2 separate regions of the Mus musculus genome follow, and region 2 is linked to region 1. Evidence: chromatin loops called from intact Hi-C (ENCODE). Cell type or tissue: heart. All regions are shown on one strand.

What was found. A loop is a pair of places that touch in the nucleus more often than their neighbours do. Peaks named below come from ENCODE experiments on the same cell type or tissue, not always from the same donor. Only the 100,000 strongest peaks of a DNase experiment are listed, where the experiment ranks them.
Region 2: it touches region 1 in a loop (2.0-fold over the local background); 1 of 42 quality-filtered maps calls a loop at or near these places.

Annotation. Positions count from the first base shown.
Region 1 is chr5:137,345,874-137,353,873 of GRCm38, reverse strand. It overlaps Ephb4 (Eph receptor B4), which reads right to left and starts at 3,765. Exons shown (of 17, transcript NM_010144.6): 1 at 3,225-3,765. The coding sequence starts at 3,276. It overlaps Gm52791 (a long non-coding RNA gene), which reads left to right and starts at 3,822. Exons shown (of 3, transcript XR_003955817.1): 1 at 3,822-4,795; 2 at 5,808-5,942; 3 at 6,036-6,274. In heart, a CTCF peak has its summit at 4,233; DNase peaks (open chromatin) are centred at 1,653, 3,843, 4,623, 5,033 and 4 weaker places; H3K4me3 peaks cover 6,292 bases; H3K27ac peaks cover 6,983 bases.
Region 2 is chr5:136,956,722-136,964,721 of GRCm38, reverse strand. It overlaps Fis1 (fission, mitochondrial 1), which reads right to left and starts at 2,645. Exons shown (of 5, transcript NM_025562.3): 1 at 2,494-2,645; 2 at 1,591-1,723. The coding sequence starts at 2,538. In heart, a CTCF peak has its summit at 4,138 (motif pointing left); DNase peaks (open chromatin) are centred at 1,971, 2,381, 2,551, 2,991 and 2 weaker places; H3K4me3 peaks cover 2,163 bases; H3K27ac peaks cover 2,067 bases.

The DNA of each region.
Region 1 (8,000 bases):
AGAGCCTCACAAGTTGTCCTCTGAGTGTGACACAAGTACTAGGCACAAGAGAAGTCTTTGTCTTCCTCTTTGTCCCCAACCTCACATAAAGCGCATGTTGATAATTTAAAGCAGGTCGGCAGGCTCGCAGGTAGCATTCCCTGATGAACGCCCTCACCAGCCCAATGCCCTTAGATTTGTAACCCCTGTTCCCAGTGCCAACTCTCCCATCAGCAGCTGGTGGGCACTGGATAGCTTCTAGATTTCCCCGGAGGGGCTGTACCCAGAAAAATGAGGGAAACTCATGCTGGAAGTTAAATGTGCACACAACTCAGGAAGGAAGGAAGGAAGGAAGGAAGGAAGGAAGGAAGGAAGGAAGGAAGGAAGGAAGGAAGGAGAAGAAGAAGAAGAAGAAGGAGAAGGAGAAGGAGAAGGAGAAGGAGAAGAAGAAGAAGAAGGAGAAGAAGCAGCAGCAGCAGGCGCTCTTGGGCTGATTCTCAGCATTTGCTCTCAGGGAAGGCAGGTATGGCACAGCTGGAGTGCTTGCTTCGTGTAGTCAGGCTCCAGGCTTCACCCCCAGAATTGCAAAAGAAAAAAAAAAAAGAAAAGAAAAGAAAGAAGAGAAAAGAAAAGAAAAGAAGAGAAGAGAAGAGAAGAGAAGAGAAGAGAAGAGAAGAGAAGAGAAGAGAAAAGAAAAGAAAAGAAAAGAAAAGAAAAGAAAAGAAAAGAAAAGAAAAGAAAGTTCTGGGCCTGGTAGCACATTCCTGTAATGCCAGCACTTGGGAGGTAGAGACAGAAAGATCAAGAGTTCAAGACCAGCTAGTGAGTTTGTGCCCAGTCTGAATTGCATGAGATCTTGTCTGGAAACAAACAAACAAACAAACAAAAAACAGGACAAAACCCAGTCCTGGCCTTGCCTCCTGGGGCTGAGAACTGCTGGTCCAGGCTAAGGTTTCCTAGAGGCCTGTCTTAGGCTCCACACTCCCTCCCTTTCCTAAGTGCCAAAATTGGCTTCCATCCCGGTCCCCGCCCCCTTTTCACACCAGACACCCAGTCCTTCAAGGTGATGCCCTCGCCTGAGGCAGTGCACCTCCCCCATTTGCTACCACCAGAGAAATAAGTTCTGGAAGCCTGGACTCTTGGGTTCCCTGCCTCGCTCAGCTCCAGCAGAGGCCCCACCACATCTGGACTTGGTTAGGAGAAAGAAAGGAGGAGAGTTTAGGGGTGGGGAGTTGTGTGTGAACACACCTGGAGGGGCTCTGGGATCATTTGAGGGGAGCAGACATGATGCTGACCCAGGAAGGGATTAGGAGATGTGCAGACTTCACTGGCAACACAACCGGGAGGGAGGAAGGGAGGGTTGGGGAATCCCCTGGTGAGGGTAGGCAACCTGGGAGGGGGCAGGAGTCTGGGAACCACATGCGTTGAGAGTGGGCCTCCAGGGGAGTCAGCGGAACACCTGGGACCAGGTCCCGCCCTCCCCTTTGGCTTTGAGAGAGAGGAGTGCCTGGAGTTAGGGTGGATGAGGGAGGCATCACCTCAAAGTTGCGGTGCTGTCTCAGGGTGTAGGGGGCAGGCAGGAACCTGAGCAGCCAGAGGCAAAGCCTACCGGCCCCTCTAATGGGTGGCAGGAGACAGCAGAACACGTTGGGGACAGGATGCCCACGGTTCTGGGAAGGGGGTGGATAGAGGCCGCCGTCCCCACCCTCCATTGTTCCAGCCTGGATAGCGTTTTCCTGTCTCCAATTTACACACTGTCTGTGCAACAGGCTGCTCTTCAGCCTGTTGAGCTGAGCCCAGACTCACTTTCCCTGCATCCACAACACGCCAGTTTGCCTCCAGCTCACTTCAGTCCCCCAGTTCCCAGACCCACCTCTCACCTCCTTCCCTCCAGGGCTCCATTTCTAGGTCGTCGTCCCCTCCCCCCCCCACCACCACATCTCCCAGTTTACACCTCCTTTAGGGCCTGAGGCCTTGGATAAACTAATTAACATTTCTAAAGCTTTAGTTTGTCACCTGTTAAGGAAACAAGAACTCTCCTTTTTTGCTGGGCAAAATAACAGTAAAATAATCGCAGTTGGCACAGGTGAAGGCAGGGGCTTGAGAATCATTCAGGTAGCGCAGGCGAGAAGGGGCATTTCCTATTGGCCCGTCTTTCCCTCCAGACACACTTCATGGGTGCTCTGCCCATTTGACTTCCTCCTCTCCAGGAGCCCAAAGTCTGTCCTCACCCCATTCCCACACTTTGATCAGCCCAGAACAGCACTGCCCAGCCTAGAGGGAGCTCCTTTGATTCCATCGCTTCAGGGAGAGATCTCCCCCACTCTTGTGTCCCACTCCCCAGATTCTCCTTTGATTCTAAGCAGCAAGGGAGGTTGTGGGGGAGCCAAATTCATTGAAAAGAGATTAGGGAGGCAGGAAAGGGGGTTATGAGTCCTGTGCAGCCCCAAGAGGGACTGTGGAGTTAGGGGCTCACAGATCTGAAGAGGCATTTGGAGAGGAATACAGAAGGAAAAAAAAAAAAAAAACCAGAAATCTGAGGCGGGCTAGGAGGCGGCCAGCTGGGGTGAATTAGGGCGACACAGGCCGGTGTTAGGCAGTTTCTGCGGGCTTGCATGGCTGGAAGAAAGCCTCAGCCTTGGGAAAAGTTGAGGTCTAAATGGCATGTAAAAGGTTGGGGTACAGCCTTGAGAAAAACAAGAAAAGAGTCTGCACGAGGTCAGTAGCCTGGCCAGCCATTTGGGAGTTGGAGAGTGGGGCTGCAGATGGGGCCATCCTGACTGGGGTGTGGAGTCCAGGTGTGAATGAACGCTAGGGAACCAGAGGTGGGGGTCGCTTTACGGCCTAGCTGGGGTCTGCCTCGCCTGCAAGTGCCCCTTCAGGAACTTTCCCCTGGAGTTTAGCCAGAGGTGGAGAGAGGATAAAAACTTTGGGGGATAGTTTTGAACATTAGGGTGGACAGGAAAAGGAAGGCTGTCATGGGCCTTTGGCATCAGGACTGAGAATTTAGAAGGCTGGGTAAGGGAAGGTCCCGGGTCTGAGCTCTCGACTCCATCTCTTTCCCAAACAAAAGAAAAACCCCACTCCCCGCCAGGCCGCCTCCTCCCCGCCCCCTCCCGTTCTAGTGCTATTGGTCCGAAGTGTTTAAGGGGTACCGGAGTTGGGATAGGGAGAGACCAGCTTTTGCACTCTGAGGCACAACTTTGGGGGACCCCAAGAACAGGGGGCACCCCAAGAAAACTCACCTTCTAAAGCAGTGGCGAGGGAAGCCCAGCACAGCAGCGCTCGGAGCTCCATGGCGCCGCCTCACTTTGGCTGAATGCGATCCGAGTTTGGGGGGCCCTGGCCCCCCCAGGTCTGACCCTCCCCTGGGCGGGTGCACACCGACTCTGCTGCTGGGACTTTCCGTCGAGGGCCTCTCAACGATGGCCCATGCGGGCGCGCCAGGCACCCGCGCTCAGGTGCGGCCCCCACGTCCCCGCCGCAGCGCGCGCGCGCGGGGAGGCCAGCCTTGAGGGGGGACGTCCTGGCAGTGGCCGTCGCTGGGCGGGCGGAGATCGGGACGTGGCTGAGAGTTAGGGGTCCCTTCGGGGCTTCGGGGGTCCCGCCCTGGCTGGCTGGGGTGGGCCGATTGCTCGCGGTCTCTCTCGCTCCCTGGAGTGGTTGGTGGATGTCGCGCCGCCGGGGTTAGTGCGCCGGTCGCGGTCAAGGAAGGTGGAAACCAAAGTGGGAACCGAGCAGGAGGGAGGGAAACAGGCTGGGCCAGGGCTGGGCCGAGTCGAGACTGAGTCGGGCGGCGCCTGGCCTAGGAGGGAGGGGCGCATAGGAGGCGGAGACAGTCCCATGTCAGAGTTTCCCCCCGCCCCATCTCCCAACACCCTGGAGCCCGGGTTTCTCTGGGAGGGGGGGGTGCACGGGGAGCTGATTGGCTCCTATGCTGCTGAATAATTCATGAGAGGGGGGGCCGCCCGAACTGAGCCTGTCGGGAAGTTAGGAGAAAGTTTGCAAGAGGGGGAGGGGCGGCATGTGTGGAACTTAGGGACTGTCCAGGGGTGCTGGGTGTCCCATGCCTACTACCCCTGATTGTGCATGTTGGGGCAGTAGCCCAGGAATCCTCAGGACTGACCTGAACCTACCAGGCCTCACAGATGTGTGCGTAAATGTGAATGCCCCCACACAAAGCCTGCTTTGACCTTGCAGCGGGACCTGAGATTCCACATCTGGATGCGCCCCCTGCCACCTAGTTGGAGCAGGGGATTGCATTTGGGAGGAGAAGGTTAAAACTTTGCATTTGGGTATGGAGAGCTTCCCAACAGACCTCCGTTCCTCAAGCAATAATCCCAGCTTGTCTATCTCCGGAGAGAGCGCTCACACAATCAGTGCGTGCTCGTTAAGTCCTGGAGATCCACTGAGCGCGCAGCCTAACGCTGGAGAAAGTGGTTTGAAACCCAAAGTATAGAAAATGTAAATAAAAGGCAGGCGTGTCAGAGAGGGTGAGGGATCTCCGTAACACCTCATTTCATTTTTTTAAAGGAGGGGGACACTTCCCCGCCGCCTGCAGCCTTGACCTCCAAGGCGGGGGTAGGGACCGTTGTGGCTCTTTCCTGAGGCTGTTTCCTGTCTGGCTCCTGGGGGCCCTCGGGATGGCTGGGAGGGCCCTTCCTCTCATTTGCTAGCACCCCCTCTCATCCATCAGTTTGAGGGGAGGGTCCAGGAAAGACGGCCTCCTATCTACATCAGGGCACTGTGAGTGTGGGGCACGGGATGGTTGGATGAGAGAGGTGCTGTTCCCGAAGTCGGTCCTTTAAGGGCTGCGGTAAGGAGACTTTAATTTAAGGTAATTAGTACAGGGTCTGGAAACTCTGAGGTAGGAGTCTGGGGCACCTGGGAGTCTGCCAAATACCCTAAGGGCGCACACACACACCCCAGCGGGCGCGGGAGACCGGTGATGACCTCTTGTCCGCCTGCGCGCACACACACACCAGCGGGCGCGGGAGACCCGTGATGGCCTTTTGTCCCCGTGCACTTATCTTCCTGGCGCAAGTAGTGCTCCCCACCCCCTGCCCTTCCTCACAGCCCTGCCTGGGTCCCGCTCCGGGGTGGGGGGTCAGCCAGGGCAGGAAACAGCCGGCTTGGCTGGAGCCAGGCTGACCGGCTAGATCTGGGAGTCCCCTCCTCCTTCCCCACGCAGACTCAGGCTCCCCTTCTCTTATCCACAGACACCCCCTTTTTTGCAGCTATCATTCTGCATCCGGGTCCCCCTGAATTTCTGAGTCGTGGCTTGTTCTCACCCTAGGAGCCACCATCAGCAGCCCACTTCAAGCCTTTGATTGCTTAAAAATTTTCACATTTAGTGGGATAAGCAATTCATTAGTATGCAGAGACGATTAACGCCTCAATAGAGGAGAGACAAGCAGCCTGGATGACAGAGGCAGGCGTGGAGGAGGGTTCGGTTGATGAGACCCAGCTGAAAAGATGAAAGAGCCCATCAGATTATTCCGAAAACCCAAAGACAGTGTATCAGTAAGAATGACTCCTGGGCTGGCCTCTCTGCTGCTATCAGTAGAGAATTTGGTAAACAGTTTCTCTAGCACCCAGAAAGCCCTGAGTTCCATCCCATTCCTACACAGATCCAGTGTGGTCATACTCCCACAACTTGGGAGGAAAGTGGAACCAGACTGGACTACATTGCAAGTCTTACACACACACACACACACACACACACACACACACACACACACACACACAGAGAGAGAGAGAGAGAGAGAGAGAGAGAGAGAGAGAGCGCGCACTGGTGAAAATCCCGTGATTTCCCTTTTCCATGCAAGTGACGCCCGAGATCTTTACTCCCCGGGTCAGGAAGCACCCTCCATTTATCCTGTGTGTGTGAGGTCATTCCTTCCACTCCCGGACCACCAGAAACTCCTGCTGCCAGCACTGAGTTGCTTAGCCTTCTGCTGCAGGTGAGAACTCCCATTAGCCCAAAATCAGTGTTTGTCCCAAAGACCCAACCAAATCTCAAACCTTTTTGTTTTTCTTCTTCTTCTCGGTGTTAGGGGACTTGGAGGAACTGGGACGTGGCTCTGTGGTAGAAGTGCCAGCTGCCAAAGCGGACAACTTGAGTTTGAATTTCAAGGTAAACATAGTGGAAGGAGAAAACCGATTTCCAGAAGTTGTCTGTCATCTGTGACCTCCACATGGACACTGTGGCCTTCACTGGCTCTCTCCTAACGCAATAAATATGCAAATAAAAAATAGGATTACGGGCTGGTGAGATGGCTCAGTGGGTAAGAGCACCCGACTGCTCTTCCGAAGGTCTGGAGTTCAAATCCCAGCAACCACATGGTGGCTCACAACCACCCATAATGAGATCTGATGCCCTCTTCTGGTGTGTCTGAAGACAGCTACAGTGTACTTACGTATAATAAATAAGTAAATAAATCTTTAAAAAAAAAAAAAAATAGGATTACAAAAACTTTGAAAGGCACTGAAGAGATGGCTCGGCCGTGAAGGGTACCTGTTGCTTTCACAGAGGACATCGTGGGTTTGATTCCTAGCACCCACGAGCTGGTGCCCAAGCATCCATAACTCCAGTTCCAGAGGCTCCAATGCCCTCTTTGGACCTCTGTGGGCACCAGGCACACATGTGGTGCATAGACATGCAAGCAGGCAAAACACTCATGCACATAAGACAAAACTGAGTCATCTAGAAAAAAATCATCTAAAACCAAAACAAACTCTGAAGCCCTTCACAGATTTCCCACTGCGGGTGTTAACAGTCACCTCTGTATGCTCCCCCTCACTGGCAGGCCAGATCCTTGTACATATATATATAGTCTTCTTGAGTACAAATAACATTAGGAGTCTTTTCTTTCTTTCTTCTAGCCCAAACAAACGCCACCCCCCTTTTTTTATACAGTTGAGTATGACCTTGAACAGTTGGTCCCCCTGCCTCCAAGGCCTCAATGCAAGGCATGTACCATCCCACCAGGCTTATGAGGTGCTCCTGATTGACCACCCCAAACCCCAACCACCCCCACCCCCACCCCCACCACCCGCTTCAGGCATGCTAAGCAATTTCTCTCTGCCTCTGTCTCTGTCTCCGTCTCTCTCTCCAGTGAGCCACCACCCTGGCCTAGAAGTCCCTTTCACACTGTGACAGTTTGTTTTGAGCCCTCAGAGAGATAAGGCTTTTCCTATATGTAAACTGGGTAAACTGGGCCTGTAATCCCAGGCACTCAGGAAGCAGAAGCTAGAGCGCTGGGATTTTTGAGACCAGTTTGCCCTGCTTAGTGAGTTCTAGGACTGACAGTAAAAATCTTGTCTCAAAAAAAAAAAAAAAAAAAAAAAAAGATAAGGGAGGGCAGGGGTGGAGTGGGAGGGCAGGGGTGGGAGTGGGAGGGCAGGGGTGGAGTGGGAGAGGAGGCATGAATAAGAACTGAGAACATAAACATAAAAGTATCCTATGGAAATGTCATAACAAAACACATTAAACACTTAATAAGATGGTGACAAAATGGCTCAAGGGATAAAAGGGCTTGCTTGCCCTTGATGACCTGAGTTTGAGCCCCAGGACCCACTACATCGTAGGAGAGAATCCTCACAAAGTTGTCCTTTGATCTTCATACACACGTGTGAGTACACACCCACAGGCACACACATGCACACCCCAAAATCAATGAAAACGAAACCCCAAAATCGATAAGAACAAAGCAGGGGGAAACATTCCTGTACATTTGAAGTAGCAGAGAACAGACTAGCCGTGTGCCTCCTTTAAACGGTAAGTGGTGAAGTCCCCGCGTTGAAGCCTAGCCAGCCACTCCTCTCTTGGCTCACTTAACCCCATGGAGTCCAAAGTTCCCTGAGGTATAAACCACAGCACCTCTCACACATCTGCTTGCTTCCCTGGCCCTAGTTAATGAATACCGCCACTTTAAACGGATTTTTCTTGGTGGTGGTTCAGTGTGAGTGTGTGTGTGTGTGTGTGTGTGTGTGTGTGTGTGTGTGTGTGTGTGCTCCTC
Region 2 (8,000 bases), 390 kb after region 1:
ATGGAATTGAAGCAGGGCTTCATACACAGCAAACATGCACTCCGTAGACTGAGCTTTTGTTTTGTTTTTGAAACAGGGTTTCTCTGTGTAGCCCTGGCTGTCCTACAACCCACTCTATAGACCAGGCTGGCCTCAAACTCAGAGATCCTCCTACTTCTGCTACTCCTCCTACTACTGGGATTAAAGGTGTGAATCACCACTCTAGGCCCACAACCTGCCCCCCTTTCCTATAACTCATCTTCCCTGAGTGACCCTTGTCTGACTTGTTTTTCATTTCATTCTGTGTGTGTGTATCCCCGTAGGACGGTATTAAGATAGGCACTCACTATGCCGCCCGGGCTTGTTTCAAACTCCCCATCAGGCTGCCCCAGCCTCTCTAGCGCTGGAGTTCCGTGGTGCGGCAGCCACCACTTCGGCACTAAATAGCTGTGCAGTGCTACAGTCTCCTCAGGGTCTGCACTGTGTCTCCAAACAGGACTCAAATGCTGACACCACTCCCACTGCTGTGCTCTACTGTAAAAGAAACCTAAAAGTCCAAACTGATCAAAGTAGGGGGACAGTATTTGCTTTTAGAGACCCCAGAGCTGGCGGCACCCCTGAACTCGCAGCACTGAGGTAGCTGAAGCAGGACGCACAGGTTAGAGGTCCTGTGTCAAAGTCAACTGACTAATGATACAGCAGTCTTCTGTTCCCAGCGTCGTCCCTTGACAGCCTCTGGGACTATGCCAACACAGCCCCCAGACTTCAAAGTGCACAGACGGCAGGCCCGTCTATAAAATTAAACGGTGTTTGCATAGAATGCACCTATAGTCCCCAAAGATGCAGTGTTCTTTGAGTCAGGGAGCTCATGTAGCCCAGGCTGACCTCAAATTTGGTCAGGATGTGCTGACTCTGGCCTTGAACTTCTGACCTTCCTGCCTCTATCTCCACAGTCAATGTTCGACTACTGAACTATGTTCCTGTGTCTTCACCTTTGTAGTGCTGGGGTCACACAGCCTTGATACCACTAGCCCCTCAGATATTCTAAATCTCTAGAATTTTCCAAATGACTGTTATCCAATACAACGTAAACACTATATTAACGGCAATTAGTAACTATACCAGAAGTGTTTTGTGTACACTGTGTGTGTGCACATGGAAGCATGGAGGTCAGAGGACGGCCAGTGCTTTCACACTCCACAGCATCCCCTAAAGAAAGGGTCTCCAACTGAACCTGGGCTAAGATGGCAACAAGCCATCTCTAGCTGATTCCAGCTTACTCTCTATACAGACTCGGATGGCCACACTCAGCTGCTGCTGTGGGTGCTGGGGATTTGAACCCAGGTCTTCATGCCTGGACAGGATGCACTGAGTCTCCCCAGCCTGAGAGCATTTTTTCCTACAGCATTTTCCATCTGAATGACTGTTCAGATGCTGGGGACGTAGAGAATCAATCTAGCCCTTTCTCCAAGTGAAGTTACTGGTGGTTACTGAATGACAAATGTGCTGTAAGGTGAGGGTTCTGTGTTGGAAAGGGTCCTGGAGGGGTGAGGTCAAGCACAGTAGAGGTCAGGCTGGCTGGCGGCTGGAAAGTGGGGCCCAGCGCCTTACCCTCCAGCAGCACGATGCCTCTGCGGATGTCCTCATTGTATTTGCTTCGAACCAGGCACCAGGCATATTCAAATTGCGTGCTCTTGGACACAGAACCAGCTGCCTGCTCAGACTGAAATTTCCTTTCAAAATTCTGTCATTAGAGAGAAGAGTGACCATTTAGCAACAAAGAGCAGCAATCATTCTCCAGCTAACTTGATGTCTGAATCCCAGTTAGATCATATTTTCCTCCCTGCCGCCTTTCCCTTGTAGATCTTGGTACCCCGAAGCTTCTGTCATCTCCACCCCTGGGTCCCATGCTGTGTCCTCCCCTTCGGAAGGTCCGTGAACCCAGCCCCTAGTGGTACCAAGAGGAGATGCCACCTGGTGGCAGCTGGAGGCACTGCTCCCAAACCAGCTGACCCCAAGTGTCTGAAGAGTAAACATACTGTCCCAGAGCTAAACGACCTCCTACATGGCCTTTCCCTTGAGGCCGCTGGTCCCGTCCCACCCTACTCTTTTGGGCCTGGATCTGCCTTACTTTAATTCTAGGAGAGGAAAGAAAACACAGCTACAAGGATGCGGTGAAAATAGCACCGTGAGGAACTAAACACTAGCGAAAATTTACACCAGTGACTATACTACTCCATCCCTGCACACGAGTACCCCAAATTCCCAGCTCTGCATCACACTAAGACCCCAGGCCTAGGTCTGAGTTGCTGAAACCCGGGAAGCTACAATTCCCGTCAGGCCTAGGGACACGAAGCCGATTCCCACAAGAAGCAGGATGCCGCAGAGGCTGCTGGGAGCCGTAGTTCAGCTTGCCAAGAAAGACGAAACCGGCACTGGTTAGCCTCAGTCAGCTCTCCTCAGGAACTGCCCTTTCCAATTCTGCCCTTCTCCTTCCTCCGTCCCAGACCTTACCTTCAGATCCTCCACAGACACCAGCTCGTTCAGCACGGCCTCCATGGCCGCCGCCCCTGAAAGCCTCACACTAAGGTCTCTACTGGGCCACAGTCTCCATGGTCCAGTAGCAGGGGCGGAGAGGCACTTCCGGCATCGACCTGTGGAGGCCCCGCCCCTTCCTCCTTTGCCTTGGGGCGGGCGGGGGCACTAGTGCCTACGCTGGGATACTTTGCTCTCTTTGGACTCCCCTGATGTCCTAGATCCTCCCTGCATCACATTATCCTAGGAACCAGTGTAAGAACCCCTCACTCTAGGACCCTGGATTATCTTCAATGTTTGCAATAAAATCCTAATGAGTACCAGGGGCCGGAGGGTCTCAGTGTAGTCTCTCACAAAGAGATGCTCAGTCTCTCATAAAGCAAGAGGAATTGGTAGCTATACCCTCTCCATGCTCCACGCACTCCCCCACCTCCCCCCTCCGAAAACTTGGGTCACATGACCATAGTGGACAGCCATTCTTAATAGGATTCTGAAGAAAACCCAGGAAACACAGTCCAGGGTTAAAGGCCCATGGATGGCTCTCATGTTCTGTTGCCAGACCCCACATAGCTCACAACTGCCTGGGTTCCAGCTATAAGGGGAAAACTTGGGTCACATGATCCGCCTGCCTCTGCCTCCTGATTGCTGGGATTAAAGGCACACACCACCACCCAGCTCAGCCTGCTCTCTTATAGAACCCAGGACCATTAGCCCAGGGATGGTACCACCCACAATGGACTGGGTCCTCCCCCAGTTATGTAAATGCCTTGGAGCCAGATCTCATGGAGGCATTTTTCTCAATTGAGGGGCCCTCCTTTGAGAGAGCTCTAGTTTGGGTGTCAAGCTGACAGAGGACTAGCCAGCACACTCGCTGTCCCTTGCCCTATGATTCTGAAACCTCCAGTAATCACAGGCACTCTGCATGTGCCTGCCGTCTTTGCTATTCAGAACATCTATCTTCTAGCCCTGCCGTTGCTTATTGGTTGATTCATTCATTTTTGATTGAGCATTTCCTAAGTGTCGGTCACTATTTAAGTACAGGGATTGGCACTGAGAAAAAGAAAACTCCTATCCTTATGCATCTAATGTGGGGAGGGGGAATGGTCATGCAGGCTTTCATCCTAGCGCTTGGGAGGTGGAGGCAGGAAGAGGAGGAAGTTTAAGATCATCCTTGGCTTAGCAAGTTGGAGTCCAGCCTGGGGTAGGAACTCTTCTTGGGAGCCAGACAATCCAAGGCTTTCTCAGAGGCCTGGGTGAAAGGGCAAAAGGAATGTCAGCTCTGTGTCACTGTCCACAGGCAGACTTGGCAAGGTCTGAGGCTGGGGCCTGGGCCTCACAGGAGTGAGGGTTGCAGTTTGTCGGGATCCTACTCTCTTCCTGGCCTATGGCTATTCGTCCTTAGATAGACGTGTATGTCTGAGGTATCCTGTGTTCTCGTTGCCAACGTTGTCTAATTTAGCTACTTTGGGCCATTCTCCCCCTACAAATAGCACATAAGATGCTGTATTTTGGGCTGGAGAGATGGCTCAGCGGTTAAGAGCATTGACTGCTCTTACAGGGGTCCTGAGTTCAATTCCCAGCAACCACATGGTGGCTCACAACCATCTGTAATGGGATCCGATGCCCTCTTCTGGTGAGTCTGAAGACAGTGACAGTATACTTATACTTACATGCATAAAATAAATAAACAAATCTTTAAAAATAAATAAACAAACAAATGAACCAACAAAAACCCTGATCCCTTAAGATGATACACCTTAGACCTCAGAAGAGCGTGTTGGATCCCCCCACCCCACCCCACCCCCGCCCTGGAGCTGGAGTTACAGGTAGTCATGAGCTACCTGACATGGTGTTTTAGGGTTTCTATTACCACGGAGAGACATCATGATCCTGGCAACTCTTTGCTTGTTTGTTTGTTTGCCCTTCCAGAAGCCCTGGGCTCAGTTCCCAGTTCTGTCAGGTGGTTCACCACCTCCCAGAACTCCAGTGTTGGGGATCGGGTGCCTTTGGCCTCTGTGGGCACCTGACATGTACACAGAAGCACATACATTTGTACATACAAAGTAGATCTTTTTAAAAATGAAAAGCAAACAAAACCGCAAACATTGTGGCAAAGTGACAGATATATAAAATTTGGCCTCTGACCCACGGTCCCCAGGATCCCTGTTTTTTTTTTTTTTAATTTTTAATTTATTTATTATATGTAAGTACACTGTACGTGTCTTCAGACACTCCAGAAGAGGGAGTCAGATCTCGTTACAGATGGTTGTGAGCCACCATGTGGTTGCTGGGATTTGAACTCCAGACCTTCGGAAGAGCAATTGGGTGCTCTTACCCGCTGAGCCATCTCACCAGCCCGGTTTTGGTTTTTTTAACACGGGGTTTTCACTATGTAGCCCTGGCTGAAATGGCCTCTGTGGCTCAGAATAACTTTAAACTCATACAAATCAACTGCTTCTGCCTCCAAATGCTGGAATTAAAGGTGTGAGCTACCACACCCAGTTAGGATCCCTGACGGAGGTCGCAGGGGCGCTGTAGTTCTGAATGCCTTGCATCTTCCTGAGGAATGGGAGCGACTTAATTCTCACTAACTGGGCCCTGGGTGGTTTTCAGGATGGAGGCTGGTCACAGGAGAATCCAGTCCAGATGAAAAGCTTGGAACTTTGTGTCTAACCCACCCCTCCTTCACTAGGGAAGGGAGAGGGCTGGAGAGAGTCAATAATTAATCAAGTGAAGCCTCCCATAAACGGCTCTCAACTGTGGAATTCAGAGCTGCTGTGCCAGCAGTCACGTGGAAGAATCATGAAAACCGTGCATGAATTACTCTGTCCCCATACAGCCCATGCACCTGGTCTTTTCCTAAGAAACCAGGGGTGACGAGTGCTTCCTTGAATGCCCAGCTGTTATAGCTCTTTCTCCATCCAGAAGCTCTCAATGTGAACCCAGCCACCCAGAAGTACCAGGGGCAACCTGGGCTTGTGAGGGCAGTCTGAAGCAGGCTCTCTAACTTGTGGGTTCAGATGCCAGCTCACGTGAGTGTCAGCACTGAACTGGAGGACAGACACCTCCCTCCACCCACAAAACAGGGTTCACAGAGTGGAGCATCACCTGGGAGCTAGAGAACTCAGGTGTGGGTAGATGTTTGGGGAGAAGTAATTTTCTCATTTAGATGATGGGGGCTGGGGCTGGGACTCAGAGGGCAGAGTGCTGTCTAGTAAGCATGTGTCCTGGGTTTGTTTGGTCACTAGCACAGAAAGATGGCTCAGTCAGTACAGATGCTTGCTGTCAAACCTGATGACCTGAGTTTGGTCCCCAGGACCCATATGGTGGAAAGAGACAACTTTCCCCATGCTGTCCTCGCATCTCTGCACTCAGACTGTTGCATGTCAACCCTCCACAACAGACCAACAAATGTGCATGCAGGGGATGGGGCCCACTGCAAAGGAAAACGAAACCCATGACATAATCTGGAGAGTTGAGAGCACACGAAACGTAACAAGGAAGGGACTGAGGACAAGGAAGATGTGCAGGGACTCAGTGACGCTCTCACAGAGAGCAGAGTCCTGCCACAGAAGGAAGGGGCAGCACAGGTAAACGGCAGAGGACTGCAGGCAGACAGGGGCCCGGGCGCACTGGCTGTGCTGTTCAAGGGCCCCAAATCCTGCTATTCAGGAGCAGGGAAGAGGATCGCCAGTTCAAGGCACACCCCCAGTTAATGAGGGAATTCAAGGCCAAGAGAGCTTGAATGAGCTCACACCTCAAAATATAGAATAAAAGGTGTGCGTGTCTGGGGAGGGAGAGGGAGAGGGAGAGGGAGAGGGAGAGGGAGAGGGAGAGGGAGAGGGAGAGGGAGAGGGAGAGGGAGAGGGAGGAGGGAGGAGGGAGGAGGGAGGAGGGAGGAGGGAGAGGGAGAGGGAGAGGGAGAGGGAGAGGGAGAGGGAGAGGGAGAGGGAGAGGGAGAGGGAGAGGGAGAGGGAGAGGGAGAGGGAGAGGGAGAGGGAGAGGGAGAGGGAGAGGGAGGAGGGAGATGGTTCAATGGTTAAGAGAACTTAATTCTCTTGCAGAAGACTTAAATTTTGTTCCAGGGGATATGACATACTCTTCTGGTCTCCAAGGGCACCTGCACTCATGAGCACACAGATACATACAGACACGCATGCATACATGTAAGAAAAATAAAATAACTCGCTTTATTTTACACGTATGTTTTATGTGCATGTATATATGTGCAGCATGTACATGCCTGAGTGCCTTCAAAACTCAGAAGAGGGGATCAGATCCCCTGAGGCTGGAGTTACAGATGGTTACAAGCCACCTCGTGGGTGACGTGAACTAAACCCAGACCCTTTGTAAGAGCAACAAGTGTTCCTAACCGTGGAGCCATTTCTCCTGCTTTCTAAATAAAATATTTAAAAAACAAAACAAAACTAAAGCTGGGTGTATGTACATGTCTTTAATTTCTGCACTCAAGAGGCAGAGGCAGGAGGACAAGCTCAAGGGTAGCCTGGTCTACACAGTGAGTTCTAGGCCAGCTAGAATTACATGGAAAGACCTTACCTCAAAAACAAACAAACAAACAAATAAACAAAAGGCTGAGGATAAAACTTGGTTATAGAGCCCCTGCCAGAATCCCCCTGGGAGGGGCTGGGGGTGTGGCTCCTGATAGATCACTTGCCTAGCATATGTTGAGTTCCACCCACAGCACTGAACAAAATCAAACAAGGACTTCAGGAAATGTGACCAGCAGAGAGCTGGTGAAATTGTGTGAGAGGAGACCAGGTTGACAAACAGGTTTTTTGCCTTGGGACGCAATGAGCACCTACCTATTCAATGCCTCTTTGGTGTAGACAGGCCTTTTGAGCCACAAAGAAACAGGTTCTAGACAGTTCTGTCACCTGTCCAATGTCACAGAGAATTTTGCTTTTATTTTTAATATTATTGGGTTTAACAGTTTGTGATGGTTATCATTTTAAAACCCAGCCCATTATCATCCATTTTGGTTAAATTACTATTCTCACATGTGTGTCTAACGTGTATGTCAAGGCTACAAGACAAGGATGGAAGCCAGAGGACAATTCTGCGAGGTTGGTTCTCTCCTCCAGGTTTACAGTGGCGATGGAGGGACATATCACACTCAGACACCAGACCTGGTCAGTAAGCTCTTTTCCTGCTGGGCATCTTTCCAACCCTAGAGCTGGGGTTTTTACTCCAAGAAGGTTCTTTTTCTCTTCCTTTTCCCCCTCCCTCCTCTTCCTTCCCAGTCTCTAGCTCAGGCTGGCCTTGAGTTCCTGATCTACCTGCCTCTGCCTCTCGGGTACTAGGACTGCAGGTGTGGTAGCATCATTCCTGCTTTCCGTGGTGCTGAGGAGTGAACTCAGGATTTCACACATGCCAAGTGAATGCTCTACCGACGAGCTACACGCCCAGCAGCCTACACCTCCTTTTCTATTGGCTTTGAACCACAGCCGCCTTCACTTCTACACCAG